Linked DNA regions of Homo sapiens: region 2 is linked to region 1. The links are chromatin loops, found by intact Hi-C in ENCODE. Cell type or tissue: dorsolateral prefrontal cortex. All regions are shown on one strand. Each heading gives the region's core, and the rest is flanking DNA. Links, peaks and the distances in the headings are about the cores only.

Region 1 (15,387 bases), core at 4,140-12,139:
CCTCTGCTCTGGCCACCAGACCAGCCTCTGCACCAGAACTGATGTCCCGTATGCCCTGTGGATGTCCATCTCCCATATGCCCCCCTGTGGATGTCCGTGCTGCCTGCTGCTTGGGCACATCGGAGGACGGCCCTGCACATGCCCTGGGCCTCGCTCCCATGCCGTTTTTGCACAGCGCAATGAACAGGGCAATTGCGAGGCGCACACGTGCAGAGACCGACAGGACGGGGAGTCACAATCACAAACCTGTCCATTGCGGTTGAGCTCTGAGATCAGCAAGGAAGCACTGACTATTTAATTAGTCACCTAATTAGTGACAGGCCACACTGAAGGTTTCAGATGTCCTCAGACAAATGTAAAGATAAAAAGCCTAATTAAGCCGCCAGCGCTAGGCTGGCTGCTGCCAGAGCCCACAGCTGTGCCGGATATTGTGCGGAACTGCACGGCCCGATAACAGGAGTTGTGGTCATTGCCACAATTGCAGCTTTAGAAACATGCCCTGCTTGGTCCAAGCTATTCTTAGTTACCTCGACACATTCAACCAGATGAGGGGATCAGTGTCTAGGCTGAAAGTCTGAGGCTGCATCTTTTGCTGGATGATTTGGTCAGTTTTCGAGAAAACTCTTCTGAGTGGTGGAAGTGGAAGACAAGGGGAACCCGGGCTTTCCAGTGCCCACCGGTGCTTCCTATGAATCAGTGTTTCTCTCTAGTCACACGGAGGGTCGCGGGGACACCAGCTGGGCTGCTTTCAGTCACTGTCATCCATGACTCCAGTAAGCATTTTTCTAGTGCCATTACAGGCTCTTCAAAAGATTCTTTACGTCGGGATTAAATTAGGAAAGAGTTAAAAATAATGGATTAAAAAGGAACTTTCCCATAATTAGGAGTAAATACTATAAAACACTGAAGCATAGAGACTCGTGCTGAAACAGAAGGGGACAGCAACTGCCTCAGCTCTATGAACGCAGGCCCAGGAGACAGTCAAGATGCTGTTCTGCATAATTCTGGAAAAAAACCTGTTTGGGACACTGGGGCAGGGCCTGAGGTTGTGCATTTCTAACGAACTCACAGGTGATATCAATGCTGCTGGTCCACGCGCCACACCAGGAGTGAAAGGATGCAGAAACAGAAGAGAGGTGCATACACCTGGTTCCGGCTCCTTCTCTTCTTCTTCTTCTTCTTTTTTTTTTCTATTTTGCTATAGCATTTATATAATTAAAAAAAAAGGATTCTGGAATATCTTTGTGGAAACCTGAAAGAGTCAAAGCACTGCAGTTGAGGAGTTCAGCAATGCTAGACTTGGTGGGAGTTCACTTTATAGTGAGTTCACTTTACAGATCTCACCCTGAGAGGGTTTGTGGAGTTTCTACCGTGGTGGCGCCTTCAGGCTGGCAGGACCTGGGGGCCCCTGCTGGGACTCTCCTTCAGCACAGATGAGGACAGTTCCTCCCTCAGGGCTGCAACACTGCTTGGCAGCAGAGGTGGGCTAACGGCTGAGGCCAAGCTCTTTCTGCTTTCTCCAGTGGTTGGAGGTTTTAAATAGTCTTATTAATGGAAGCACCGAGAAGGAAAATGCACATGTGACATCATAGTGTCCGAGCCAGGAACTTTCAGTCCCAAAGAACGGGGTGGCCAAATGAACACAACCCACCAATCACAAGAACAGTCATTTAAAAATAATCCAAATCTATCACTTAAATGTCTTGGGCATTATGAAGAACACACAGTCTTAAGATCTGTTCTTTCCCCTCCAATTCACGGCCCTCTACCCCATAGTACAAGCTGGTGTTTTCTTCCTCAATGCCCTGCAATGCAAGAGCACCACCCCACAGCCCTAGCCTTGCCCTGCCCAGCTCCTGATCCTTGCCACAAACACGCATGCTCCTGCGCTGGCTGGGCAGGTGACAGGAAAGAAGGCTGGGTCCTTTCCTCCTGGGCTCCCCTCAGAGGCCAAGTGCACCAGACAAGGGGGGAGGGAACCAATTAGCTGAGCCCACCCCACCCTGGATGACGCTACGCCCCTGCCCATCTCCACCCCTGGAGGTCTCCCGCAGGGCTGAGGGAGACTGTAGAAGCCTCTGAGAGCAGGGCCACTGGCTCCTCGGCTCTGCTGGGGATCACCAGGGCCAGGAGCAGGAGGGCACGGAGGACAGCAGGGGAAGTAAAAGACTGGGATCCTGGGACACCCCAGGAAAATGCCTGCCATGCATGTCTCCCGGTGCTGGAGGGCCCAACAGGCTCCTCCTAGGAAGGACAAGACGCAGGACTCAGGCCTGACAACCACAGACAAGGAGATGTGTCTGTGCAGATTAACTGCACACAGCTAGCAGATAAAATAGCATACTTAAAAAAATAAAAAGTCAGAACACCACCACAGTATTGCCTCATCACATGGAGCTTACATCCTAGGGAATATCAGGGAGTGAGTTTGGGCAAAGCACTTCAGCTCTCCCAGTAGCACCTCAGCACTTGGGGAAGAAAGGATAGGAATTTACACAAACTGCTTTTGGTGTCCTTTGAAGAGGAGACCAAATGTGTTTTATAATTTCTTGCATGGAAATAATACAAGAACAAAGTTGTGTTTGTTTTGTTGTCAGATGACAGAATTACCAGATTTTCTGGAGAAAGAGGTTACTGTCCTGAGCCTCGAGTGGATTTTCCAGGAATGATGATGCCCCTGCTGAGTCTGACAATGCAGCTCAAGACTACAAGGAGGCAGCAGGGCGCTGTGGCCCCTGCCCGTAATCCTAGCACTTTGGGAGGCCAAGGCGGGCAGGTCACTTGAGGCCAGGAGTTCGAGACCAGCCCGGCCAACATGGTGAAACCCAATCTCTACTGAAAATACAAAAATGAGTCGGGCATGGTGGCTTGCACCTGTAGTACCAGCTACTTGGGAGGCTGAGGCAAGAGAATCGCTTGAACCTGGGGGGAGGCGGAGGTTGTAGTGAACCGAGATTGCTCCATACACTCCAGCCTGGGCAACAGAGTGAGACTCTGTCTCAAAACAAAAACAAAAACAAACCAAAAAAGACTACAAGGAGGCTGATTCTCCTAAATTTTGCTTCCAAAATGTAGATTCAATCCTCATTGGTGGTCAGTGTTGGGTGAAAACTGTATTTCTTCATTTCAGCTCAAATCATGTATAAAATTAAGTTCAAATGGCAGTTAAACTGGGAAAGTAAAATACGCAGTAGGTTACCATGGTGATTGCTGACTTAAAATAATTAGAGAAAATAATGAGAAAACTATTTCCTCTCTTAAGGATTAGAGATCTGTAAACTGATACCAGTCTATTTTTAGTGTACGTAATCTGTGTAATGATGATAGAGAATTATGAGTATTTTAGAATGCTTTAAAAAGCTCTGTTTGATTGGGAAATTTAATCGACCCAATACTTACATCAAAATTTATACTTGTCTTTATTAGATCTAAGTTGACTCCACAAAAAGAAAATTACTTGTATATGTCTCAATGTAATCATTTAAATAAAACATTATGACTAAGTATATAGCTGAATTAAGATTTAAGACCTGTTTATAACTTCTTAACTGCTATAATTTCACAGCTCCACCTTAATAATTCATCATTCGAAAATGGTTGCATAAAACTTGCTGTTCAAAAGTTTTCGAGGAAGAGACCCATCAGAACAAGTAAAGCACTCAGACTATAACGTGGCATACCCTGGGAATGGAATATTCCTAGGTGCTTCTCATCATTTCATGCTTGCAGTGAAATATTGCTGCAGACTGACCACATTATTCAAAGCACATGAACTCTGTTACTAACTTCAGTAATGACTCATAATTTATTTCTAGTTACCTAAGAGTATGTTCTGGAGAACTGAACAAACTGGCTAGAAAGTGAAAAAATCAATTCTTTTTTTATCTGGTTAATGTGATGTTAAATGAGCAAAATAACCACTTGGGATTAGCTCGTCTCCACGTTAACCAGGCACATACACCTTTTGAGGGTCATTTCCTCCATCCATTTGCTTACCCAGCCCTTCACAAGGCCCCACCTGTCCTGAGCTAAGAACTCTGCTGGCTTCCAGAAGAGTGATGGTAGGCTGCATTTTCCCATCTCCTGCTTACCTCTCAGCACCTGTAGTTTTGAATGGTAGCTAAAGTTTTTCATGTGATCCTGAGCAAAAGATTTGGAAAAACTGGACTCTTAATTCAGGGTTCTGTGGTTCCCAAAGTCAGGGTTTTAAAACATCTATGAAACTTTTTAAAAAATAAATGAAGATAGCGAGTTTGAGAGAAGCTAGACAATACACTGAGGGCTCCATGTTAGGTGCTGATGATGCCAGGCCATGATCCCGAGCTCTCAGACCCTAATCCAGGGTGTTTTCTATTAAAGAGGTGCTCAAGTGAGCACATGGAGAGAGAGACTGGGGATGCTGGAAATCCCTGAGCATCACCCATCAGAAAAATGGGCTCTGAAAGGAAACCTTGTTTAGTGCTTTGAGGGGGATGAGAAAACAGCATCAGAAGAGATGCACAGGCCTCCATATTCCCTGAAGGGTTTTACCTGTTCCAGGGGATCCAAAATTCAAGGGCTGGAAGAAAGGTCCTGGCCCACATGCCATTTCTGAAAGTGTATTTGTAATGTATGAAGTCAAAACTCATTGCCAAACCTGCCTGATTATGTGGAGTGTCTATTGACATACAGATTCCTAGACCATTCCCCAGGAGTCCAGATTCTGTAAGTTGGGTGCAGGATCTTGGAATCTACATCTTTAACAAATGCTGCAGGTGGTTTTTGTGATCGGGCCAGTAAGGAAAACATTCCTTTAGAAAAGGGGTCAGTAGGCTGTTTCTGGGAAGGGTGAGACTGTACATATTTTAGGCACTGAAGGCCATATGGTCTCTGTTCCAACTACTCAGCAGAGGAGTCTGCCATCTAATCTGCTATTGTAGCACAAAAATGGCCACAGACAACACATAAATGAGTGTGGCTGTGTTCCAATAAAGCTTTATTTACAAAAGCAGTTGGCAAGCCAGGCCTGGCCTCAGGGCTATAGTTTGCTAACCCCTGATCTAGAATATTCTTCTACTGATTCATCCATCCACATAGGCAGGGTGTGTGGAGTACCAAACAATCTCAGGTCTGTTCTCTGATGGTGTTCTCTTCAGATGTAGGAAGATAATTTTTATTATTTAAAAACCAATCAATCAATAGAGTGAAACAACTCACCAAAATACCAATGTCTCTAGGAAGGAAATTCCAACACTGGATGCACCAACCACAATGATCTTGGCATTGACAGTAATTTTAGGTTCCAATGTTAGTTTTCTGTTTGTATGGTTTAAAGCATAACTCATCTGGAAAAAAAATACGAAGACAAAGAAGGAGTCAAAGAAAACGTAGCAGTGTTCATACCCTCAAATTTGCAACTATGTAGAATTATCTAACCAGGACATTACCACCAAAACAAACCTAATAGTGCCCATGTACAGCCACCATAAAATGCATGGGAAGATGTTTTTAAGAAATTAATGTAAGAACATGTGGATATGCCTGACATCCCAGCTAGGTCACATCAAAATGCTGGTTTTCAAGATGTTGTCTTAATGCTGACAGATGTTTCATACAGAACTGAGATCCTTAATGATTAGAGACAACTAGTAAGTAACACTACAAGGAGACAGGCAAGCTACTCCCTGAGAATCTGTAGTTCCATGAAAGGTCCCAAGTCTTTTCTTCTGTCCACAGTTTCCCTGAAACCTTGAGTGACAAATTATATTAGTTGGGTACTTGAAGACAAGTTTTAGCTCATGTTCAATTCTCTGTCCCTCACGTTACTTAACGCGGTGTCTTGTGGACAGTAGATGCTCAATAATATTTGTAAAATGGCAAACATTTATTAAATGGCAAAAATGCATTCAATTATTAGGGTTGTTCAACCTTTCAGATACTTCAGAGTCAGGAGGCCTCTCAGAAGCACAGAAAGTAACTGGTGATCATGTTAATGTCCATGTTTACAAAAATTACCTGAATTAGTCATTGATTTCATTTACTTCCCTGCAGAAGCTGCAAGGGGTACATTAAATGTGCAAAGTAAAGTTTTACAAAGAAGTGATAGAGTAGTCTTGGAAGAACATTGGGATATGTGCCAAAAGATCTTGGTTCTATTTTTAATCCATTGATTCAACACACATTTTTTGGTGCTTACTATGTGTCTGGACAGTGACAAAGATTACAGCTGACTTCTCATTGGAAACAATGGTGACCAGAAGTCAGTGGAAAGATATTCTTATCACCTCATCCCATGCTGTTAATTACATCAGCATTAACTTCATCCTCTACATCAGAAATCTCCGCATTCTGATAGGTCAAACCTGCTTTGGATTTTCTTAAAACCCTGGGATACCAGGAGTTGGAAGTCTGACAGAATAATGGTAAAGTCTTATTTGGGTTCCCACCCACTTTCCAGTACTGTAGGGGTATGGGTGTGGCCATGCGCTTTGCCATTTAAAGGTAACATCTCAGATCTAGAGCTTAAATCCCATTTCTCTGTCTCTAGATAGCCTAGCAACATGGAGGAAGGAAAATGGCTTGAGCCAAACAATATATTGATAGAAATTTAAAACAAAAGTGGGAGATTCAGACTCCATAATTAACATTGCTTGTACCTCTCAACATCTGTTCCACCCTACAACTCCCACCTTTAATTTGGCACAACACAGATTTCGGAAGAGATTGGACTCACTCCCATTTTCAAGAGGGACTCTGATTCACGTAAACCACGTGGCATACTCCCACTCTCTTTCCTCAGTGACTGGGTCAGGATACACATGTGACCTAAGTTGACCTCATCAGAGTGAAGCCCAGGACTTTTGCATGATAGTTGAAGAAGAGAAGCCTTCTTGTTTTCTAGATGGCACGTGGTGTAAACGTGAAACCTGAAATGGCTATGGTCATCATGCCAAGAGGGAAACCATCCCAGGTTGAAGCCCCAAGAGAATCACACAGAAATAGAACAGGAATTCTTTTCAAACCCTACCCGAAACCCATACTACCTTTGGACTCTTCAGTTATATAAGCAATACATATCAGTCAGATATTGCCACAATAGGGCTGTGAAACCACTTCAAAATGCATTGGCTTAAAACAACTGTCACTTATTCTGGCTCATGCAATTCTAGGTCAGCTGGAAGTAGGCTGATCTAGGTTGGACTCAGGTGGGTCTGGCTCCAATTTGCAGATTCCAAACCTGCCTCACATTTCTCTTATTTGATGCAAGAGAGCCAGAGCATGTTCTTCTCACGGCAATGGCAGAAAAGTGAAAGGTAAGTGAAAATAGGAATACTTTTAAAATCTGGCCAAAGCAAGTCATGTAGCTGAGCCTAACATCCATGAGTTAGGGAAATATACTCACCTTTAGAAGGAGGAACCTCAAAATCACACAGCAAATGACACAGCCCAGGGAGGGATGAAGGCTGGGAAGAACCACACAGCCCACTGCACTTCCTTGATTGTTTAGGCCAGTTTGTTTTTTATATGCTACTGAAAACTTCCTAGATTGATATAGTTTCTAAATGAAAATAATAAATATACCATTTGGGTGAAAAAGTGCATGTTCTTCAAATAAACGTCAGTTCTGATTTGCTCTATGAGAATTTCCTAGCACAGATCCATGAGGAATTGTGCGAGAAATCTAGTTCCTACTGGTTCACCTGGGTGCCAGTGTGTACTGTACTCTGCTTAATTTCCAAGACAGGCAGGCTGACAGCAAATACACTCTAGCCAGCCTTAGGTTGGGTGGTCTAGAGCAAGGAAGGTGGGAAGCATATGTGTTGTAATGATGGCATCTAATCGCAGGTCTAGTTAACAGATTTAAAATGCAAGCATCTTGACAGAGGTCAGAAGCCAAGATTCTTTTCAAAAGGAGATATGTTCAGACATTCCCCTCTGCTGTTGGAAGTGTAAGCTAACATTGAAACATGGGCAGTAATGAAATTCTCCAGTAAAGAATTATACCTCATTTATGAAACAGCTCCTCTATCCGTGATACAAAGGCAGGCTGGGGAACAGAACAGAATGGCTTTTGTTTCCCACACAATAGCTGTAACACCAACAGCTGCCGGGCCTCACACATCACCTTTCTAACTGCTAAGTACACAAAGTGGCCTCCGGTGTCAAGAGCAGGCAACCAGTACCAATGATGGTGGGTGTCTCAGGAGAGTGATCAGGCATCACAATGATTCACAGTCAACCCAATTTTGTGCCCAGGTTTTAATTAAAAACATATCCATCGCCAGGTATGATGAAGTCTTCTGACCTGAAAAAATCGTGTTTTTCTTTTATTAGTACAGACGGTTTTTAAATGCCTTGAAAAAAATTCTTCCCAGCCTGGAAACATCCTTCAGTGACAACTGTAAATGAAGATGGCTTCTGCTGCTTTATGAAGGGTTTATTTTGCACAGAAGCAGGAAGCACAGGTTATTTTTTAATGAAAGCAGAATATTTTCTTCCTTTATGTTCCTTCAAACTACAAGTTTTCATGGGAAAGAAAAACAGACATGCAAGATCCTATGAGTCAAGCCAGCTTTTCCTTTTCTCCCTCTGAACATCTGCCAAAAAATGTCCCATGCATTGGAGATTCTGTTTTGGGTCTTATTTCCTTCATAGAAAGTAAAAATAAAAGCCCTAGTTCTTGACTCACATTTTATAGACAGAATTAAATGATCCTCATAATGGAAAATTATTTCAAAGATTAAACAGGGCGAATTGTAAGCTATTTACCTACCTACCATACCAAGAATAATATGGATGGGAAATCCAATTCTTACCTCCACATCCTTTCAAGACATTTCTATTTTTCTAATGGCATTAGGTTAGCATTTTAGACAAAGAGATTATTATTATTATTTGTTTTTCGAGATGGAGTTTTACTCTTGTTGCCCAGGCTGGAGTGCAATGGCGCGATCTCAGCTACTGCAACCTCCGCCTCCCGGTTTCAAGTGATTCTTGACAAAGGGATGATTTTAAGTGTAGAGATCAACAGTAACCCAGCAAGATAAAACAAACCATACAGCATGGTGTATAAGCTAACCTTTTAAGGCTAAAAAAAAATTCCTTAAAGTTGATGTCAACTCTCATAATGACTTTAAAATACAAACCATAGATTCCATTGCTTAGGTAGGAAAGGAAGGAATGATAGTATTTGATACTCCTGTTAGGAAATTCTAGAGTTGAGCTTGGGGGTTGCGGGGCGGGGAGGAATGTGGAAGATTCGGAGGTCAGATGGGAGGGGAGACCGGCTGAGATGAGAAAATAGGGAAGAGAAATGAGCAAATGTTAATGTTTTAACCTCTTTACCTATAATTCCCTATGAGCTTCTGAAATAAGACTGTACATGTGAGTAGCTGAGTCACTACTGGAGGAGTTTGTGGTTGCTTTTATCCATTTATTTGGTTGCCTGCCACCCTACAACTAGACTATTAACTCCTAGAGGTCAGGAACTATGTCTTTGCGTTTTGAGCATTTGCTGTATTTTAGCTGAACAATTTCTGCCATGCATTTTGGGGCACTTGGTAAGTGGTAAAAGAATAGATACATCAACTTTGTGTTTCATGGACCCTTTTTAAAGGGTGTTGACATAATTTCTGTATTGCAAATTATTTTAGTTGGTTCATTTCCATTTGCTTAAATGGCCAAATGAATAATCTGGATGTAATTATAACTACTTAGGATTAAATTTGATCTTTTTAGTAAAGATGATGTTGATGTGCACACTCAGTTGAGTTTATGTCATGATTCAGATACATTTGTCAAGAGAACTGAAATACACAGTTTTGAGTTTTAGGCACATTTGTTAACTGTTCTGTGTGTATAGAAAAAAATTGGTCAAAATATAATTTCATTGGATATACATAGACCCAAGTTCCGTGTTTCCGCATGTGGTTTGGTTTCTCTTCTGCACTTAGAATGAATTAGAATGACTACAAAAGCATTACTGAAACTCAATTTCAATGTTAGATTCAAAATCGGGAGTTACTAAAACAATAAATAGGCTGATACACTAGAGAGCAATAAAAATAAATACAAATGATCCTACATAATACATACAAGGTTCATACTAAAATGGATCATGATGCTGTCTATCTATGGTGAATTTTTTCTTATTATAGCATTTCTTTTGGAGGTTACATTCAACCTTTGGGATCATTAGCCTGGGTGTCATTAGCTTGGTGGCAAGGTTTAGGCTTGTTTTCTTAATTTTGCCACTGGTTGAAATTCTGAGCCTCTTTTTCCTAAATATCAGTTTCCTCGGGTATAAAATGGTAGTAAATTACATGAACCTCTGCTTTCCTCAGCAGGCAAACATGGGAACCAGTCTTTTAAAAATGTCTGCAAATACTTTGAGCTTTTCAGGCAAAGATGTTACACAAGGTAAAATTGCAGATCCTCTCTCCCATCTGCAATATGAAAGGCAAATCTTTGAAAAACACGTTTGAAAAGGGCAAAACAATGAGCTCAATTTTCAGCTCACACCCATGTGTATATATATCTTTTCTTACAGAAAGCTTCCAAACACTTCAAAGGGAGCTCTGTCCATACAAGGAAATGAAAGATGGAAAGATTCAAACCCATTAGGAATAAAATTTCTGAAATCCGTAATAAGCCTACTTTTGCTTTATAAATGTAATTTTTCTGATGCTTCTCTATCTCTCTTTTCTCCTTGAGAAACTCTCGTTTTCCCAATTTGAGCAAAACAAATTATGACAGATTTACAGTGGTGCGGCTCAAAGTTCAAGTTGACCTCTTTGAGGCAAAGTATTGCAATATTACAAATAAATAAAGGGTAGGGGGGTATAGACATTTTAAATAGAACCAATCAGTTGGAATCTCTTCCACAGGCATAAAATGCAATTCAAAAAGCCTTTCTACTAAAATAATTAAAAAGTTTCAAAAGTATGATATGAATACCAACACCTCTGTCCCGCAGAGCATAAGTCTGTTGAGGTCATGCTGTGGTTTTGAGACTTGCTTTATGAAGGATTCACTTAACTTTCCTCTCGGTTGGGGGTACTGGGAAGCTCAGAACAATTTGGTAGCTCCAGCACTTCGGAAAAAGTGTAAACTGTTGTGTCTGTGGTATCCACTGAGGGTAACGGTGATTCTAGGACACTGGCTTTTTTCTTAACACTGGATAGAGCATACTCAAAATCATGTAGCAGGGGTCAAAGAGTGGGCCATGGTAGCCTCTATGATTCAATGAGTAAATTTCTTTCACTTCCATTTTTCTTATATTTCTCTTTTCAACTCCATCTGTCTCAATCCCTCATATACCCATATTCCCTATTTGGGCATTATCATTATTTTGCATGTTTTTAAAAGCTAAAATTATTGCCACCCTATGACATTCACTTGTGGCCATTCTTAAACATTTATATTAGAAAAATGATTTGGAAGCTAAGTTGAGGGATTTTACCGGATTTCATCAATTCTAGTGTGCACATTTTTTTAAGCTGGTATTCCTGAAATCAGCCTTACAGTCAACAGCATTTCAACAGTAGCAGTCAGCCAGGCAGTAGCAGTGGCATAGTTGTCCTTACCTGTGCATGGGTGCTTGGCCATGGCTGTTCATTGTCATCACTTCAAGAGAGTCATGTGCATTATACGCACAATATGTGTTGAGTTTAAGTGCTTCTGACAATGTCTTCAAAAAGATTACAGCATGATTTGGCATTGAAATGAATGCTTATTGTTGTGTTCCCATAAAGGCCCAGAAACTGAGCAGCAAGGTGCAAATTTGATATTAGTGAAGCAAATATTAGTCATTGGAGGAATGGATGTAATTCCATGTTTTCTTGCAATGCAACGATTGAGTGCCTTTCAGGAGCAAATAAAAGATGACAAGGAGATGAAGCTGTGTTACATTTTGTTACTGAGACACATGCAAAAAAATTTTTCCACATCACCCAGCAAATAATGCAATTGAAGGGCACGTAAATTGCCTCCCCTCTCTGAATAGATGAAAGAAATTTCAAAGCACTAAGACTTATATGACTGATTCACATGCTGTTCAGGACTCTCATTTAGACGTTGTGTTACAATTTAATTGGCTGCATTTTTTTTCTTAATAGTACATAAAATAAAGGTACATCTTATAATTGATAGCAACTTAGATTTGATGAATTAGGTGGTTAATTCACTTGTTTCCAATTAAATAATAGCCCCCAAACAAGTAGCTCATATGATCATTAAAATATGATTGCCTTTATGCAATACACAAACATCGGCAAGGGAGATCCACTGTTGGCTTCTCTGAGACACTGAAATTCATTAATTCTTAATATAAGGCACATTAGCACATGAACCAAGATAACCTCAAATGGCTCCATGTCTCTCCTTTGCCACCTTGAGTAGTGTAAAGTGTTCAGAAATGGCCTCCGGGTTTCTGCAACATTCTACTCGAATCCTATCTGACATGTGTCAGCTAGCTGGCACTCCAGGTATCATTCTCAATACAGGGTCAGCCACAAACTGGAGAAATGACTTCTCTGGGGGTGAACACACAAGGAAAGGCAGGAATAAAGTAAATCCATGGCAGAAAAATGATGTACAGAACCAATTACCTGACTTGCATTGTTCTACAAGTAATAATTAGTACTACCTTACAGATATATGTCTTTAACAAACTACTTAACATCCAGCTACCTAATCATTCTCAAGCTCTATATCCCCATGAAAGAACTACTTGTACTGGAATAAAATGAGGACATGAGCTGAAAGGTTCGGGAAACACATTCAAAAGTGATGGAAGGCATTCTTCCTATTAAACAGTACCCTTCTGAAATGATGGATAGTTCTTAGAGAACAAAAATTGTCTTCCATGTATTAAACTACATTAAAAGGAAAACCAAACAAACCCTTACTTCTTTTACATTCTCTCAGAACACTTGTGATGCCAAATGTGTGAGTTTTTTTCCCACACTGACCAATTCTCTGACACCAGCAGGGTGTCTGTCCTATGATTCAATTCCATTCTGACACTGTCTACCTAGGCTTAGTCCCACAAGGCTGCTCCCTGTACCCCCACTTCACATGCCAATCGCAAGTCCATGTTGCCACCTGTACTTCTGACCGGCTGGCTATCAACTGGAGGTTCCCATGACCCCTGCTTAGGTTCGATAATTTGCTAGGATGGCTCACAGAACTTGGAGAAACAGTTTGCTAACTGTATTACTGGCCATTATAAAAGGGTGGGGCTCAGAAATAGCCAGCTGCACAGGGCATGGCAGGGGGAAAAGCACAGAGCTTCCATGTGCTTTCCAGACATGCCACCCTCCCAGCACCTCCAGTGTTTACCACCCAGAAGTTCTCCTAACCGCTTTGGTTAGGGTTTTATGGAGGCTTCATCGTGTAGGCATGGTTGATGAAATCATTGGCCACTGGTGGTTGAACTCAACTTCTGGCTCCTCTCCTCTCCGCGGAGGCTGGGGGGTAGGCCTGAAAGTTCCAACCCTCTAATGACATGGTTGGTTCTCCTGGCAACCAGCCCCCTTCCTTAGAGACTTTCCAAAAATCATTTTGTCAATATACAGACTCAGGTGTTGTTGTAAGGAGCTTGTAATCAATAACAAAAGATGCTCCTCTCACCTTTATTGCACCAGAGTTTTGTCAGGGGTGGGGAATGAAAACAAAATATGGTAACAAAAGATGTTTCTGTTGCTTTTATCATTTAGGAAGGTACAAGTGTTTCAGGAGCTCTGACCAGGAGCTGGGGACAGAGACCAAATGTATATTTATTTTATCACAATATCATAGCATATATAAGTTTATAATACACATTTTGATTATGAATGTCTTAATAATGAGTTAAGAAATCAAAGAAATATATGAACTAATCTGTGGTAAATTTATTCTCAGATTTTTGTGAAATGAAAAAAATTTATATTGTTGGTTGTTTTCCCATCCTAAAAACAGTAAGGGGAAGGTTTTTGGAGAATGTATGGGGCATCATCTAAGTACTATTTGCTTAAAGGAAAGAGAATTTCAGGTCATTTTTCTCTTTCCAATCCATATCATAAATGGTGGGACATATGATATATCAGAGATGCATTAACAGTTGCTATTTAGCCATAGACTTTAAAATATTTTGTACTTACTATCCTGGAAGTAGGCTGGAATCTGCCCTTATTCCTATAGAAACAACTTAAACTATACAGCAAAGAGTTACTATGCCAAAGAGTCATTTCTCCAACTAGAAAAGCAACTCTGGAAAAAAAATTTTGGGATAAAATCAATATTCTAGAGTCAAAGAACAAAATTTCAACAAATTGAGTTTCACAGATCTGATTGACTTTTATTAGCAATTCATGAACTGGGCAGCATCCAACCTACAAAACAGAAAGGAGCTCTGATGAGCTAGACAGAGTGGGTAAGTTTTATCGGCAGTAAAAAAGTGAAGGAATACAGGAACAATGAACAAGTAGTGGATTGGTCATTTCGATATTACTTTCCTTAGAGAGATGTAAGCAAAATCTTGTTGGCTTAATGGGATTTGAATATCACCTCTCTCCTGGTTTCTCAGAAGGTCAGATATTTCAAGCAAATAACCTAGTTTCAGATTGGTAAAGTGGAACTTTAGCACAAGTGACTCCATCTGGGGCCCACTATCTTTAACACTAGCAACAAGGACAGTCTAACTTGTTAGTGGGGAAGGCAACTGAATGTGTGAAGCAATTCTGAGGGCATTGAGATAACCTATTCAGTATCCTGATGTCTGAAATTCTACCACCAAAACTTTAGCAGAGCTTAATTCAACAATTTCAATTTGACAGATACATATCAAGGATCTACCAGATGCCAACAATTGGTCTAAATGCTGAGGTGTGAATGAGGCATGGTTCTTGTCTTTAAGGAATTCTCATTAGGTTGGGGGACAGACAAGTAAACAAATAAAATGCAGTACATGTGACAATGGTAGTGTATCAGGAAGCTACTGTTGTGTAACAAACCAAGCCAAAATACAGTGGGTTAAAAGAGTACGTATTCATTTGGCTCATGGTTCTGTAGGTCAGTAGTTTAGGCTGTGCTCACCTAGGAAGTTTTTCTGGACTCAGCTGGTGTATTAATCTGTTTTCATGCTGCTGATAAAGACATACCCGAGACTGGGTAACTTATAAAAGAAAGAGGTTTAATTGGACTTACAGTTCCACGTGGCTGGGGAAGGTCTCACAATCATGGTGGAGGGTGAAAGGCACTTCTTACATGGTGGTGGCAAGACAAAATGAGGAAGAAGCAAAAGTAGAAACCCCTGATAAGCTCATGAGATCTCGTGAGACTTATTCATTACCACGAGAATAGCACAGGAAAGACCAGTCCCCATGATTCAATTACCTCTCCCTGGGTCCCTCCCACAAGATGTGGGAA
Region 2 (15,387 bases), core at 2,526-10,525, 110 kb before region 1:
CCCCACAGCTCTCTGAGGTGGGACGGCTGGCCACGGTTCTGCAGGAATGGGAGGGTCTGGCAGAGGCCACATTGCATAGTCCAGCTGAGCTAGGCAGACACCACTCTATGCATCACCACTTCCTGTGGCCTTTCCCATTTGACAAACGAAATGCTGCAAATAGAAAAATCCTCCAGTGGAGATTTTTTTCTTCCGGAGGTTTCATTTTCTGGAAATCTACAAGACCCACAAGAATGGCTGGAGGGCCTTTAGTGTGTCTTGGGCAAAGGTCCGTGGCCACTTCTGGTCTGCTGCCTGGGCCTGCTGTCCACACTGAGTTCATAAATGGGTCCACAGCAAATATCCGTACACAGGTAGAAGTTTGAGGGTATCTCAGTGAGTTGTATGAAACGTGGTGGATGCCTTGGGCTTGACAGTTTCCATGGCTTCCCTTTTAAGCTTTAAGACTAAAACCCCCTGGCTTTGTGCACAATGTTAACTGAAGAGCTCAGATCTGGGGTTAAGAAAGACGGAGGCACAGAGTTTTGATGGGATCACTTGGAAACGAAGGGCCCTTTACTGTAGGGGCAGTAGGAAGCTGCGGATGACATTCTGCAAGGAAGGAAGGTGTCTGAGGAGCTGAGCATTCAGTGAGCCCCAGCCTTACAACTCGGGTTCAGGTTTCCAGTTAGGTTGGCCTCCTGCAGCCCTGGGTTAAGTGTAGGGCTCTGTTTGGCCTGCAGCATCTTTAGTGGATTCCATTGCCACATGCACGCCTTCAGCAGCCTCTGACTTGGGCATTCAGCCACCCAGCCCTCCACTTCCCTCAGCTGCATTTACTTGCTGGATCCTAAGCCACTGCTGTTTGGTTTTAACTTTAAACCTCTGTTTCCCAATCTAAGCCTGCTTCAGATTAGGAAATGATTTACAGTTCCCAGCTGGACCCTGGGAGTGAAACTGAAAAGTGGGGGCACTGAGGAGAAGGTCCCAGGACACGCACTTCGGCCCTGTATGGTTCAGTAACCATGTTCCCAGCTTTGGGGTGAGACACCCCGGAGTGTGAAGCTTGCTGTGTTACCATGGAGCTGATTTAAAATCTCTAAGCTGGTCGGGCGCGATGGCTCACGCCTGTAATCCCAGCATTTTGGGAGGCCGAGGCGGGCGGATCACCTGAGGTCAGGAGTTCAAGACCAGCCTGGCCAATATGGTGCCCTGTCTCTCCAAAAATACAAAAATTAGCTGGGTGTGGTGGCGGGTGCCTGTAATCCCAGCTACTCGGGAGGCTGAGGCAGGAGAATCGCTTGAACCTGAGAGGCAGAGGTTGGAGTGAGCTGAGATCACGCCATTGCACTCCAGCCTGCACAACAGAGGGGGACTCCATCTCAAAAAAAAAACAAAAACAGAAACAAAAAACTCCAAAAACCCCTCTAAACTTCAGTTTCTTCACTGGGAAAGTCAAGATGATAACAGTGGCTTCTCCACTCTCCTTAAATCACAGCAAGAGCTGTGATTAAGTGGGGCACGCACTGGGAACAGGGTGCGCGCTCCCTAGCAGTGCCGTCCAATAAGGCGCGTGGGGGCTCCCAGGAGGAAGTGACAATGGAGATGTGGGAGTTGCCTATGTAGACGGTAACACGAGGTAGAAGCTAACCCAGGCCCCGGCACTTGGCTGAGTGAAGCAGGGTAGAGCCAGGCTGGAGATTCAACCACTCACTGAACACAGCTCTTAACGTTCCACAGTTCTGCTAGAGATTCTCATATTGAAAGAAATATTTTAACTTAAAGTTTCACAAATACCTCACTATTTATACCTTGGGGTCAAATTTCTTGCTGAGCGTGCAGCCCTTGGGCTACGCAGCCTAATGTCCAGTTAATTCTGTAGTATTTTGAGAAAGAAGTTCTGGTTATAAAAGGAGTGTGCTTTTGAGGCACACTGGATGGCTTCCCTGTACATCTTTAAAAGAACACACACACACATATGTTCCGCAAATGGCTGGCAAACACAGGCAGAAACTAAAGGAATGCAACGTTCGTTCTTGAGGGCAAGTAGATGCAACTCAGATTCAGTTTTCTGCCAGCACTCTGAGCTGATCAGAAAAATACAGTTCTTTAAAAAAAGGAAAAAGAAATTTGCCCCCTATAAAAAGATTTAAATAAAATCACTTCCCCTGAAATAACACAGTCTGCATTTACATGCTCCGCAGTTTGTTTATATGAGATACTGTTGTTTTAAAAAGTAAAACCATAAAATGGGAATGTAGGGAAAAGTCTAAATGATCAACAGCTATCAGCTGCTTATAATTTGCAAGGAATAATCCACATATCCATTAATCACTCTTACCTCCTTGGAGGCTAAGATTTGGCGTAACTCTTTCCTGAGATCAATAAAACGATCGTGGAACAGGGCCAGGCACCACGGCTCGGTGAAGTAGCTGGTAAGGAAAGAAGAGACTCAGTGAGCTGGCAACCCTCTCATTACCACTAATAAAGTATTTACCTGCTTTTTTGCCTTTATAAATTACAGTTCTGGCCTCATTGCAATCGTTTGCTCATAAAATGTCTTGTGGAACAGCCTGACCAATCAATTTTTTAAATGGATGTTCCTGCTGTAAGGCCAGGTCCCATAATTACATTTAAAGTGGTTTAATTCAGAGCTGGGGCAAGACCCAGTGAAGAATCCTGATTTTATCAGAATTTAAAAGCCTGAAGACTTGTAAAGAACGGTGTCTCCATTATCTGCCCTCGTTTGAGAAAAACAGATTGCAAGATTAACTGCTGCATAAATAAATTAAATTTGGGTAGACAATAACACAAATGTTGTTCATCATTAAGCTTTCTAGATTAATAATGGCCAGAAAAACAGGCTGCCTTTGTGCTGCAACATGCTGTTCGCACGGTTGCATCGACGCTTAATTGAATCTCTTGTAGGAGAGCTGCATTTTTTGGTGTTCATATTTGCTAACTTTTCACTGAAAGTTGAAATGCTTCCTTATATGGAGAACAATAAGATTATCCTTTATTTAACTGGAAAATTTGATGCATTTTTGGAATAACCAAGAACTCTTATTGGTATTTTAACTCTTACTTTAAGTGTCTTGGAACAGGGAACTTAACTGCTTCAGGGTCAAAGCCACGTCGCTCGGGTGGGCTTTGCTCTCCTCTGGATGTGAGCTAGCTGCCCTTATTACTGTTTATGGATGTTGTGTGTGCGCACAGGGGAAGGAAAAACCTGGTGCCCCCACGTGAATGGGCACCTTCCGTTTTCCAAGACGTAAAAGTTAGTTCTTAGGGATGGAGGTAAAGTGTCCCAGGGGCCACGGGGGCACTAGAGGACAGATACGACGCCGAGAGTCTGTGTTAGGGACAGCCTGGCACTCAGCAGTATCAGGCCTCACCCCACGCCCACTCGCTGGATCAGAACATGGCATCAGTTCCTGCTGACTTGCCCGCGTTGCTGTTTAGGTGGTATGTTCATCCAGCTGTTAACACACTGTCTTTCCTCAGCGGCTGAAATCCCCCATGTTTGTTTCCATGGCACCATCGGAGCTCCCACCCCCTTGGTTTTGGGGGTCTACGGCCACCTCCGTCTGGTGGCGGAACCGCCTGCTCGCTGCTTTCCTCATTTCCAGTGCTGCCTGTTCCAACAGCCCAGGTGCTCTCGGGCCATGCTCCCTGCCCGGCGCCTTTAAACTCTGCTCTCTGTGTTGCCCGTCGGGGACCCTTCATCGTCTGCTTCAGAGAGGGAGTTCTGTGAAGTCCCACTTTCCTTGGGAACCCACTGTGGTCTGTCACGAGCTCTGGCCCTCCATCTAAACACCCAGGTTCCCACAGCCTTATCATGCAGAAGAGCGTCACTGCCCTAAAAAGCCCTCTGTGATCTGCCTACTCACCCTCTCTCCTTGCCTCCCTCTGAACCCCTGGCAAATTAACTTTGGAGGAACTTGAATTGTATTAGAGAAAATGGGGGCTGTGTAGCAATTTTTGTAAAACATTGAAAAAAATCCTAGTGTCCAGGTTTTATTTCAGAAATAGAGTGGTGTTCTCCCAACCACACAACAATACACATCACACTTGCCAGCAACTCTAAAGGGAATGGATTTGCGACTTGAGGCTGTGCACTCCAGGTGCCCATGATGGCTGGCCCAGGGCTGGGCCTCGGGGCCCAAGCTCCTGGCAGAGACCTGCATGGTGAGGGCAGGGCTCAGACCCGGCTGCTTTCCCCTATCCAAGGAGAACTTCAGCACCAGCTACAGGCTCCCAGGTGAAGGTGGCCAGGAGGAGTGAGGGTGTCTCGGATCTTGTGGGCTTCCTAAAATCATCCTACAGCAGCAGCATGGCAGCTTTCGTCATTCAAACTGGAAAAGCTCTGAATTTAACCAAACCTATTTTACAATTGATCGTAATGTTGAGTCAAATGAAGATGGTTTCCTTTTGATACAAGAATGTTAGGAAGAAATTCTGCTTTAAGAAAAGTTTTAGGAACCAGGTATGATGTGTCATGCCTACAATCCCAGCACTTTGGGAGGCCAAGGTAGGAGGATCACTTGAGACCAGGAGTTCAAGACCAGCCTGGATAACACAGTGAGACCCCCATCTCTACAAAGAATAAAAAATAAAAAAAAATTAGCCAGGTGTGGTGGTGACATATGCCTGTGGTCCCAGCTACTAGGGAGGCTGAGGTGGGAGGATCGCTTGAGCCCAGGAGTTCGAGGCTGCAGTGAGCTGTGATCACGCCACTGCACTCCAGCCTACTGCACTCCAGCCTAGGTGACAGAGTGAAACCCTGTCTCTAAAAAAATAAAAATAAAAGTTTTAGACCTCCCCCAGGTTGAACGATTTCTATGCTTTAGGCTCCTTCTGTATCCATAGGAAGGAGAGGGGCATCTTGGATCCTGGTGAAGCTTAGGGCCAGGTTTCTGCATTTTTGGCCGCCAGGTACTATGGTGCTATCAGCATTCGTGATGAGCTTTTGGGAAATTTGTATTTCCATGAATATTGTGAATTTTAAAAATAAAAAATATTAACTTTTTCCCCCAATTTATATTCAAAAGGGGAAGACTACTAGGAGCCATGAAGTAACCCACACAGCCTGCCGTCTAGAAATCTTCAGGAGAGAGGGCCAGGTATGCACATGGCTCCAACGTGCTTTTTAAGGGGCTGTGTGCACGTGGGCATCAATGCCACAAAAATCATTTTTGCACAGCTGGGAGAAAAAAGTTATACCTCTTCAAGACTGAAATAGAAGACATTACTGTCTCTGTTCATGCTGCCAATGGCCAGCCTGGTTTATCTGGGAGGACTTAAATTCCCCATCACTTCTGCAAGTAATACACTTTTCCAAGAAGCCCTGGGAGATTTTGACTTGCGGAACTGAATTAACCATTTCTGGTCGATATAGTCCGATCATTAAGCAATTGACTAGACGTCTCCAGAGGTCATCCTTGCCTGCTCATCCAGGCAGTTACATCGACAGACTCATGAACTGAGTGGGGATGTGAAGGCCGGCTTGGCCATTAGACACGCTGAAGGCTGAGGAAAGCTGATCAACATAACACACTGGGAGAAATTGTAGGAAAAAGTCCAACACATCTACGGGGAAAGAGAAGTGGTAAAGGTGTCCTTTAAAGGCCGGGATCTCAAGTCCAAGGCCAAGGCCTTCCTGGCCAGCAGGAAAGGAGTGCTGCGACTGCAGGTCTGCCCTTTCCAGCATTGGCACAGCGTGGCGGTCCGCGCTCAACTATGCACCAGGTGGCAAGGAGGAGGCGGGTGGCAGGGAAGAAACATATCACTTTTTCCAAGATTTTTTTTAACAAAAAGCATTCTAGTTTTCTCTTGGCATGAAAAAAAAGTGTCTACTTTTAGAGCTGTTCACAGGCTCCCCAGCTGACACTCACGCCTACAGAGAGGGCTGCTGGAAAGTCAGGAGGAGCCACTTTTCTCCAGGCAGGCAGCTGCCGCCAGGGAGGCCTGCGGGTTTCCTTAGAGAATGATGCTCTTGCTTGTATGTGTCTTTTCTGGCACGGTGGAGGGCAGACTGTTCTCCTTCTAAGATGCCTGCCCGAACGTCAAGCTCAGCCATGAGTGTCAATCTTGTGATGCCAGAGGATGGAGCATAGCTGGTGGGGCTTTCCTCTCTATGAAGCAGCCTGTGTCCTGTCTCCATTCAATACACAGAAGGCAGGCAGTGATAAATATCATGGTAGCAAACAGATACCCAAGGCCAGGTATGATATATGGACGCATCTACTTTGGCCTGAATGACATTTGGAATTTGGGTTTCAGGCCTTTCTTTGATGAGTCAGATTAGGCAATGCTGTGTCCTCATTTTCGTGTGGCAGCTGTCAGCTCAGTTGCCAGGGATGGCCTCCGTGGTTCGTCCTTGCTTTCCCACCAGTCTGGCCAGAATTGCTCCTCTCCATTGGTCACAGCAGGCATCTGGGTGTGCCAACCCTGGCAAGAGGTCTGGGTGAGAGGCAGGCAGGATTGTAAACACCTTTCCCAAAGCCCCTGTGCTCCATGACCTCTTCCATGGTGGGACGTCTGCTAAGAACACTAGAACCATGTCCTAGCTTTCTTTTTTATTCTATCCATCCATCCATCCATCCACCCACCCACCCATCTATCCATCCATCCATCCATCCACCCACCCACCCATCTATCCATCCATCCATCCACCCACATCTATCCATCCATCCATCCATCCATCCATCCATCCATCCACCCACCCATCTATCCATCCATCCATCCATCCATTTATCCATCCACCCATCTATCCATCCATCCATCCACCCACCCATCTATCCATCCATCCATCCACCCACCCATCTATCCATCTATCCATCCATCCATCCACCCACCCATCTATCCATCCATCCATCCATCCATCCATCCATCCATCCATCCATCCACCCACCCACCCATCTATCCATCCATCCATCCATCCATCCATCCATCCATCCATCCATCCATCTATCCATCCATCCATCCACCCACCCATTCTGTCCATCCATCCATCCATCCATGCATCCATCCTAACAGGTCTAGTGAGGCCTTCCTAAACCCTGTTTCCTTATTTCCAGTGGCTGCTTTCCTCTGGTCCTCTTCCTCTGCTGCATCACACCACCCCTCAACAAACATCCCTTCCTTCCCTATGCTTCCACGTAAACTTTTCTCCCTCTCTTCTCTGTCCCAGGTGTCTTCAGAGCTTCTGACATTAACGGTTGCAAGGAAGGAGAAGACCTAGGGTTCAATTCTTTGCCATGAATCGAATATGGCCCTCACGCCTGTGTCAAACATGTGAAGGGCACTGAGGGTACCATGGTGAGAGAAAGCCCCTGCCCCCAGAAATGCACACATGGTGGGTGGGGGTGGAGAATGTCAGAGCCACTTATGATGGCCTGGCATGGCAGGGCTGCAGAGGGGTGCACGCTGGGGAGGTGGGGGCTGGAGTGTGTTCCACAAGGCCTGGCACTGTGGCCCTCTTGACCTCACTTCTTTGTCCTCTCTGCAGCTTCATCCCTAGGCTACCTCTCTTGGGCTAGTGTTTGCCAAACTTCAGTCACTTGGGAATCAATCGTTTTCTGTGTGACTACATTACTGAATACTTCCAAATTTTCTTAAAATTTTTTTTTTTTTTTAGAGACAGGTTGTTGCTTTGTCACCCAGGCTGGAATACAGTGGCACAGTCATAGCTCGCTGCAGCCTCAAACTCCTGGGCTTAAGTGATCCTCCTGCCTCAGCCTCTCAAATAGCTGGGACTATAGGTGCACACCATCACACCTGCCTAATTTTCTATTTGGAATCTTTCAGAAACGGGGTCTTGCCATGTTGCCCAGGTTGGTCTCAAACTCCTAGCCTCAAGTAATCCTCCCAAGTAGCTAGAATTACAGGCACCAGGCCTGGCCCAAAATTTTCTTTACATTGATTTGTCTTTAAAAAAACTGAAATAATTACTTTTGTCTTGTCCTAAGTAATGATACCTATGAAATCACAGGTTTGATGTGCTCGTTATGTTTTATTCTAATTCCTGTTGGAACAAATCCATCATTAGTAAGATGTGGCTGTGCTGCCTGAGCTATCCTGCATACCACCTGGTGGGTGCTTGCTACACTCTGGGAGGCATCCTGTTCTATTATAGCTTCATGCTGGAGGCACACTTAGATTCATCTGGGGACACAAACCCACAGACTCTGTTGCACACCATTTCTGTGCATTATCTCATTTCATCCTAATTCTAATCCTAGAAAGTGGGACATGCTGGCCCATTTTACAGATGAAGACATAGATTCAGAGAGCTTAAATGAGTTGCCCAAGGTCACAGAGTTAATAAGTGGCTGAACTAGGTCCTACCCATAGTTCTGTGTAACCCATGCTCTGAACAACTGTGCAACCAAATCTTATTTCCTTATGCTTTTTCCCGAGTCTTTCTAGCAACTCTCTTAATCACCCCAGTTTCCCAAGTATCCCCTACATTAGCTAGGATTAGATATGATTGAAATTACAGAAAGTTTCAAAGTAACTGTGGCTTTCAAAAGGCAGAAGTGTACTTTTTTCAGGTAGAGAAGGTCTAGATGGGGAGTCTAGGGCTGCCAGGGTGGTTCCATGGACATCAGAGCAGAGTACATTCATAGGGGCCTTGGCCTCATGATTCAAAATGGCTGCTGAGCTCCAGCCATCACATATATGTTCTGGGATGAAGTATGGGAAAAAGAGGACTCATCTCCTTTCTTCTAAGGAGAGTTCCTGGAAGTTTCACAAAGCACTTCCATTTATATCTTATTGGCCAATAGTTGGCCATATGGCTTTCTTGGTTGCATGGGAGGCTGGGAACCACTGTCATTTATTTTAGATATGATGTACTTCCTTATAAATCAGAATTCTGTTCCTGAAGGGGAAAGAGAGAATGGATGTTTTATCAGCTGTGATACCCCGAAGACTCTACAGCATCTACTTTTAACAAAAATCTTTTCTTAAATTTATGAAAATTGGGAGATGTTTTTGGTTGAGGTTTCCAGAGCTAGAACATGTTTATCACTCTAGACTCCAACTACTCCAAAACCGAACACTCTGGGGAAAAAAACCCACAGAATATTTTCCATGTGTGACTTCTACCTCCAAGCCAGTGGGAAACTCCCTGTATCCTCAGAGTCCTACATGTTCCCATCTGGCCCGACCTGGCTTAACTGCAGAGAACAGGCACAATTTGCATTCACACTGTCAGGTAGGGTTATGATCATTTTATTCTACTCATGAAAGAATGTAAATTCATGCATTTCAGTACAATTTTCAAAAATAAGAATAGGAACAAGTAAGTATTTCTAGTTATTCCTGGGTTTGCTTGGAAATGAGACCCCATGACACGAGCAGACACAGCCCTGATGCCCTGCAACAAAAAATCCCAAAGACTGAGATGGAAATCGGACTGAATATTTCCTTGAGTTCAGCCTGAGTTTGCAAGAATCCGTATCTAGTCAATTTTTTGATTGCTTTGAGGCAGATCTAGAAAGGTAAGATTAATGATTTTGAAAGCAAAACCAACTAGTTCTTTGATGACCAGTTGTAATTGTCACATGCTATGATTTACATAACCGAAAGAGCAGCAGCCTCGAAATATAATTTGGCTGTGGTCTCATTGTCACAATGCAGAGCTGGCCTCAGATGTTTCCTGCTCTGCAGAAAAACGGCTTACAATTCATTGGCACTAAGACTGAAATTCTAATTTTCAGCAGAAATCAGCTATTTTCTGAATGGCTTGTAAAATTCCTCTCTCTTAATGCTACAGAGCACTGTTTTGCCAATGATCCTGGTTTACCTGGGAATTCAGAGGCTAACACTATGGCCACACACAGCGGCTTATGCCTGTAATGCCAGCACTTTGGGAGGCCGAGGCAGGCGGATCACTTGAGGTCAGGAGTTCGAGACCAGCCTGGCCAAGATGGCGAAACCCCGTCTCTACAAAAAATACAAAAATTAGCAGGGTGTGGTGGTGCATGCCTGTAGTACCAGCTACTTGGGAGGCTGAGGCAGGAGAATTGCTTGAATCCGGGAGGCAGAGGTTGCAGTGAGCTGAGATTGTGCCACTGCTCTCTAGCCTGGGCGACAGAGCGAGACTTTGTCTCAAAAAAAAAAGAAGAAGTTAACATTGCTTAAAACTAGGTGCCTCCCACACCCTGGGCTCCCTTGCCTGGCAGCACTGGTGCTGGGAGGCACTGCTTTGCAAGGCTTTCTCTGCTCCAAGTGCATGGTTTGCCTCTGCTGGAGGCCACTGGGACCAGCATGATGTGTGTTGTCTGTGAGCTGAACACCCAGAGCTGTCTCGGAGGGAAATCCTGACCAGCCCACAGGCCCCACGACCTCCCCTGACGAGGGAGGGAGGCTGAGCTCTCTTGCAAGCACAAGTTTTCCTTTAGGTCCTTTGATGTCTATAAGAACATGGAATCTGACCTTCTGTGCCTTCATCAGGTCACATTTGCTCTGGACGGGACCAGAAATTCCCTGCCACCCTTGCAACCAGAGTCTTAGTTTTCAGAATGTTGAAGAATTACCTGAAGGATCTGTCTGCTGTCCATTTGTTTTTCTGAATCCCAGACACTCAGCCCGGGAACAGCTTAGAAGATGGAATATGTTAATTCATGAATTACGAATCTAGCCAGTGCTAACATTTCTCTCCTTGCTCTGATCTCTAAGGAGTGGGAAGCCACACATATGGGCTGAGTTGGTGATCCATTCTCAGGATGCAAGTTGACTAAACAAAGACCGATGCTTGCGTTGGTGGTCTCTCCATCTCAGCTCAGATTCGTGTTGCTGACCTGGCCTCAGTTTCCCATTTACTAATGTCCTTTTTCTTTTTACCCCAGCTCTGCCACTTGTCAGCTTATGTAATCTGGAGCTAGTTAGCGTTAGTCTCTCTTAGTCTCAGTCTTCTTAGCTGTAAAACGGGGATAATGATGGTCCTTTGTTCCAAGAGTTACTATCCGAATTCAAGGAGACACTCCAGGTAAAAGATGTGGCATTATGCCTGGCACAGGGGAGAGGCTCCGTATCAATGATTATTACTGCTATTGTTCTTAATTATCCTATTGCATATGTTTGTGTAGGCTGCTTCACATCCTTTCTGGTGTGAATTAGAAACTAAAATATTAAAATACTTTTTTGTTTGCTGCTTAATTCAAAGAAAGTCTTTCTTTGGCATAACTGCAGTTTTTCTCCTCAGGGAATGCTTTTCCTCCATTTGAAAGTACTGCATAAATTAATTTGCCTGCCATTTTATAGAGCAATAAAGGTAAGAGGACATCGTAACTAGCTTTCTTGAAGTTTTGTCTTTCACTAAAGAATTATGTGGAAATGGGCCAGGTACATTGGCTCATGCCTGTAATCTCAGTGCTGTGGGAAGCTGAAGTGGGAGGATTGAGGACAGGAGCTTGAGACCAGTCTGGGCAACATAGGGAGACGCTTGTCTCTACAAAAATTAAAAAATAAAAATTAGCTGGACGTGGTGGTGCGTGCCTGTAGTCCTAGCTATTTGGGAGGCAGAGGCAGGAGGATCACTTGAGCCCGAGTTTGAGGCTGTAGTGAGCTATGATCATGCCACAGAACTCAAGCCTGGGCAACAAAGTGAGACCTTTTTTAATTTAAAAAAGAATTCTGTGGAAACAAATAAAAATTGCATGGAAATTGTTAAACTGAGGCCTTACTTTTTTTGTGTCTGAATTGATGAAAATTAAATGCAAACTGTCCAAATGGAGTTATTTCTTTGCTGTTTTGCCTGCTTACTACACTGGGTGAGCCAAGTAAATCAAAATAGTTAAACCAGTTGTTCACTGAACATATTGAGATGGCAGTTGGGAAAAGTGGCCCCGGAATTAAGGCCCAGGCATTCTAAAGCCCAAGCAGGCTGAATTTTCTTCTGACCTGTCTGACTTTTGGTCTTACTTGCCAGAGCGAACCAGTTTTCTTGTAGAAATAGCATAATGTTTAGACACTTAAGAATTTTGTTTCTATTTAAGTTTATCCTGAAAGCACAGCCGCGGGTCATTCACACACTTTGCCATGGTGGGAAGCTGGGTTTGGCAGTGCCTTACAGCAATGTCTGCCGTCAGGGTACAGGACTGAGTCTTAGTGCTCTGCCTCTTCCCTTTTAGTCCATCTACAGTATTTGTTTGCACATTGCTGGTTTCTTAGGGGCTGCACTAATTGAATTTGCACAATAAATCTAGTGCCCTGGAAGTTGGCCAGCTATTTACATTGATTTGTTATATAAGTTCAGCACTAATAGTATGAGGCAAGGTTAGCATTTAATTCTGCAGAAAAGGGGAAGCTCTTAGTGCTTCAGCTTCCCTTCCTGTGCCTGTCTGCTCTCATTCTGCTTCTCTCTTCATAGAGAGCACAACCATTTTCCTTTAATTAGGCTGCAGAGAGCCCAGGCCAGCATTAGGCCAGGCGGCCACTCAGCCTCACTCACAATCATGCCCATTTCCTATCTATTTTCTGTAGGAAAAGAAAAAAAAAAGTGTATATGTGCACATATAAACCCCCACGAGTCAGGGGGACAAAGGAGCAAGAGAGAATGACCTTTTGTGAGGCTGAGGCTGCAAGAACTAGCAAACTCCATAGAGCAAGATATTTCACTCCCTTATTATTCCTTTGGTTAAAGTAATGGCTCTTTAAATTCTGAACAAGTGCTCAGTAGAAATATCATTGACCAGGACAGAACACACACACCATGTTTGAAATGTGTTTAAAATAATTTTAAAAATAAATAATGAATACATGTTAAAAATAATTCTCTTTCAGCAAATAGGCTTTTCTAATTAATGTGTTCCTTTTTTTTTTTTTCTAAAGCTTTTACAGAGAGAATAATAAACCACAAACTGTTTCTTCACTTTTTTTTGTCACTCTTAGGATTTCAGGGTTGTGGTTTCCAAAAATCAAGCATGAAAATTTAACTAACATATTCCTAGTTCATATCTCACCAAAACACAATAAGAGGGTAATGGATTACAACCCACAGAAGAGTGCAGGAATCCTTAAGTCCACAATGATAAAGATGAATGAATGAGTAAATAAACGGAGGAGAAGGGACAATTCTTCCTTACAGTAGGATGCTAAGTAATAAATATGTAAGAATTATGGAAGTAGAAAAATCACCATTTGGTAAACAGTGCAGTAATAGTTATTTCAGCCAAGAATTGTCCATGGAGTCTAAAATTTGTAGAAGAAATTATGAGACATAAGGTATTTATATAGTCTCAAAGTATCACTAATTAGTTATGAAGGTAAAAATACCTGTATAAATAATCTCAAAGTAGCAGCTTTCCAGGGGAAGAAACCTGCAGCCTCCATTCTAACCAAGTGATCACAGTTAACAAAACTGCTGGGATCCAGCTCACCAGCTGGTGAAGGACACTTCACTCTGAGAGAGGACATTCTCTTGAATTCCTCACAAGGTATCAGAGCCCCATTTTTTTAGAGCTGGGAGGGATAAGAGATTACAGATTTTGGCAACCTTCTTGTTCTACAGGTAGGAAAACAGAGGCCCACCGCTGCACCTGCTGAAGCCCCCATGGTCTGGTCCAGGAGCCATGAGCCACCAGCGGCTTCTGAGCACTTAAAATGTGGCTGGTCTGGGCCAGGTGTGGTGGCTCACACCTGTTAATACTAGCACTTTGGGTGGCTGAGGCAGGCGGATCACTTGAGGTCAGGAGTTCGAGACCAGCCTGGGCAACATGGTGAAACCCTGTCTCTACAAAAAAATACAAAAATTAGCTGGGTGGGGTGTCACATGCCTGTAATCCCAACTACTCAGGAGACTGAGGTGGGAGGATCACTGGAGCCTGGGAGGCAGAGGTTGCAGTGAGCTGAGATGGCGCCATGCACTCCAGTCTGGGTGACAGAGTGAGACCCTGTCACAAAACAAACAAACAAACAAAAAACGGCTAGTCTGAATTGAGATGTACCTCCTGTATAAAATACACACTGAATTTTGAAGATAATGCAACAAAAATGTAAAATAGCTTATTACTGTTTTTGTATTGACTAAATGTGGAAATGACAATAGTTTTGGATATCTTGGGTTAAATATAATATATTATTAAATTAATTTTCTCTGTTTCTTTTTATGTTTTTAATGTGACCACTAAAAAGGGTACAATTTTGTATGTGGCTTCTGTTATATTTCTACTGGACATCACTGGTCTAGATAGAAAGGTGAAGAAAGTGAGTCTGTTGACCGCCTCCTGTGAGCATCATTTCAAATGCAAGGATGAATGTGCAGTGGGCCCAGCATCCAGAGGTGCTCTGACAGCAAGAGATGACGGACATGTAAAGAGAACCACAATACGGTACAATACTGTGGGATGATGGCTGCACTAGAGCAGGCGGGAGCTCCGCCATCACTTACAGGCGCTGCGTACAGAGGCACGGGGAGGATCTACTGAAGCACTGGAGAAGGAGTCGGTGTTTGCAAGGGAAACCAGGCCCGGGAAAGCGTGGAGGCACAAAGCAGGCAGGGCCTGCTGGGAATGACAGGTGGTTTGACTGCTCTAACGTCCAGTCGGATGCAAGGTGGGGGGCAGTGGGCGGGGCAGACTCTAAATGCTTGTGTATGGGGCTTGGACTTTATCTCCCAAGTGATGGAAAGCCATGGGAAGGCTTTAAACAAGTGAGTGCTGTGGACATCCTATTTATGGTTCAGAACAGGTGCTCTGGAAGCCATGTTGAGGCTACACTGGACAGGGTATGGCCGGAAGCAAAGGGGCCCTGCTAAATGCAGCTGCAATGGCAGCAGATGACTGGAGACACATTTAGGAGGTGAGGGAGAAGCGAGTGAAGGAAAAAGATCTGCAGATATTCCCAGGCCCTGGCTCAGAGGTGCAGGGAAGCAGGAGCACAGGACAGAGAGGTGAACAGGGGCAAAGGACAAGGAATGAGTCCATTCCTTTTTTAAAGTGGAGACAGAAGTGCCTGCAGAAGTCCAAAGTGGGAATGTCCAGTTGGCCAGACTGACCCTAGCACAGATGGAGCTGGATAAGGGCCCCAAGAGACAGGTTTGGTTCAAGGAAGAGATGACAAGACGGTTGATGGCAATCCCAGGGAAATCGCAGTATGTCCTGAGGGGTGGTGGGATCAGGGGGGCAGTGAGGGACACTTGAGTAAAGTGTCAGCAGAAGAAATGACAAGGAACACAGGGAGAGGGAGCAAAAGGTTGATTCCTACCAGCCAAAAACCACCAGGAACCTGGCGTGTAAACAAAGTCAGGTTTATTCAGCTGACTGCAGTAGGAAGAGTAAGGTCCCAAGGGGTTTCTTGATAAGAAGGAGTTGAGAGGATCTTGAGACCGGATTTGGGCTGGTGCCCAACCTCCACACCCCGACAACGCTTGTTAGCTCCTGTTATTTCAGAGAGCAGCCA

Evidence for each region. Hi-C counts contacts between places; a loop is a spot of excess contacts. Peaks named below come from ENCODE experiments on the same cell type or tissue, not always from the same donor. Only the 100,000 strongest peaks of a DNase experiment are listed, where the experiment ranks them.
Region 2: it touches region 1 in a loop (2.2-fold over the local background); 2 of 110 quality-filtered maps call a loop at or near these places.

Annotation. Positions count from the first base shown.
Region 1 is chr20:20,218,186-20,233,572 of GRCh38, reverse strand. CFAP61 (cilia and flagella associated protein 61) reads right to left here. Exons shown (of 27, transcript NM_015585.4): 18 at 5,197-5,324. It overlaps LOC105372554 (a long non-coding RNA gene), which reads right to left and starts at 1,627. Exons shown (of 2, transcript XR_937310.3): 1 at 1,070-1,627; 2 at 1-815. In dorsolateral prefrontal cortex, for the core only: no CTCF peak of the experiment used is centred there; no DNase peak of the experiment used is centred there.
Region 2 is chr20:20,328,855-20,344,241 of GRCh38, reverse strand. CFAP61 (cilia and flagella associated protein 61) reads right to left here. Exons shown (of 27, transcript NM_015585.4): 26 at 2,321-2,411. Among named protein-coding and RNA genes, the nearest start is that of INSM1, 32 kb to the left of the region's middle. RefSeq lists a silencer at 9,496-9,695. In dorsolateral prefrontal cortex, for the core only: no CTCF peak of the experiment used is centred there; DNase peaks (open chromatin) are centred at 5,951 and 10,211; H3K27ac peaks cover 1,816 bases.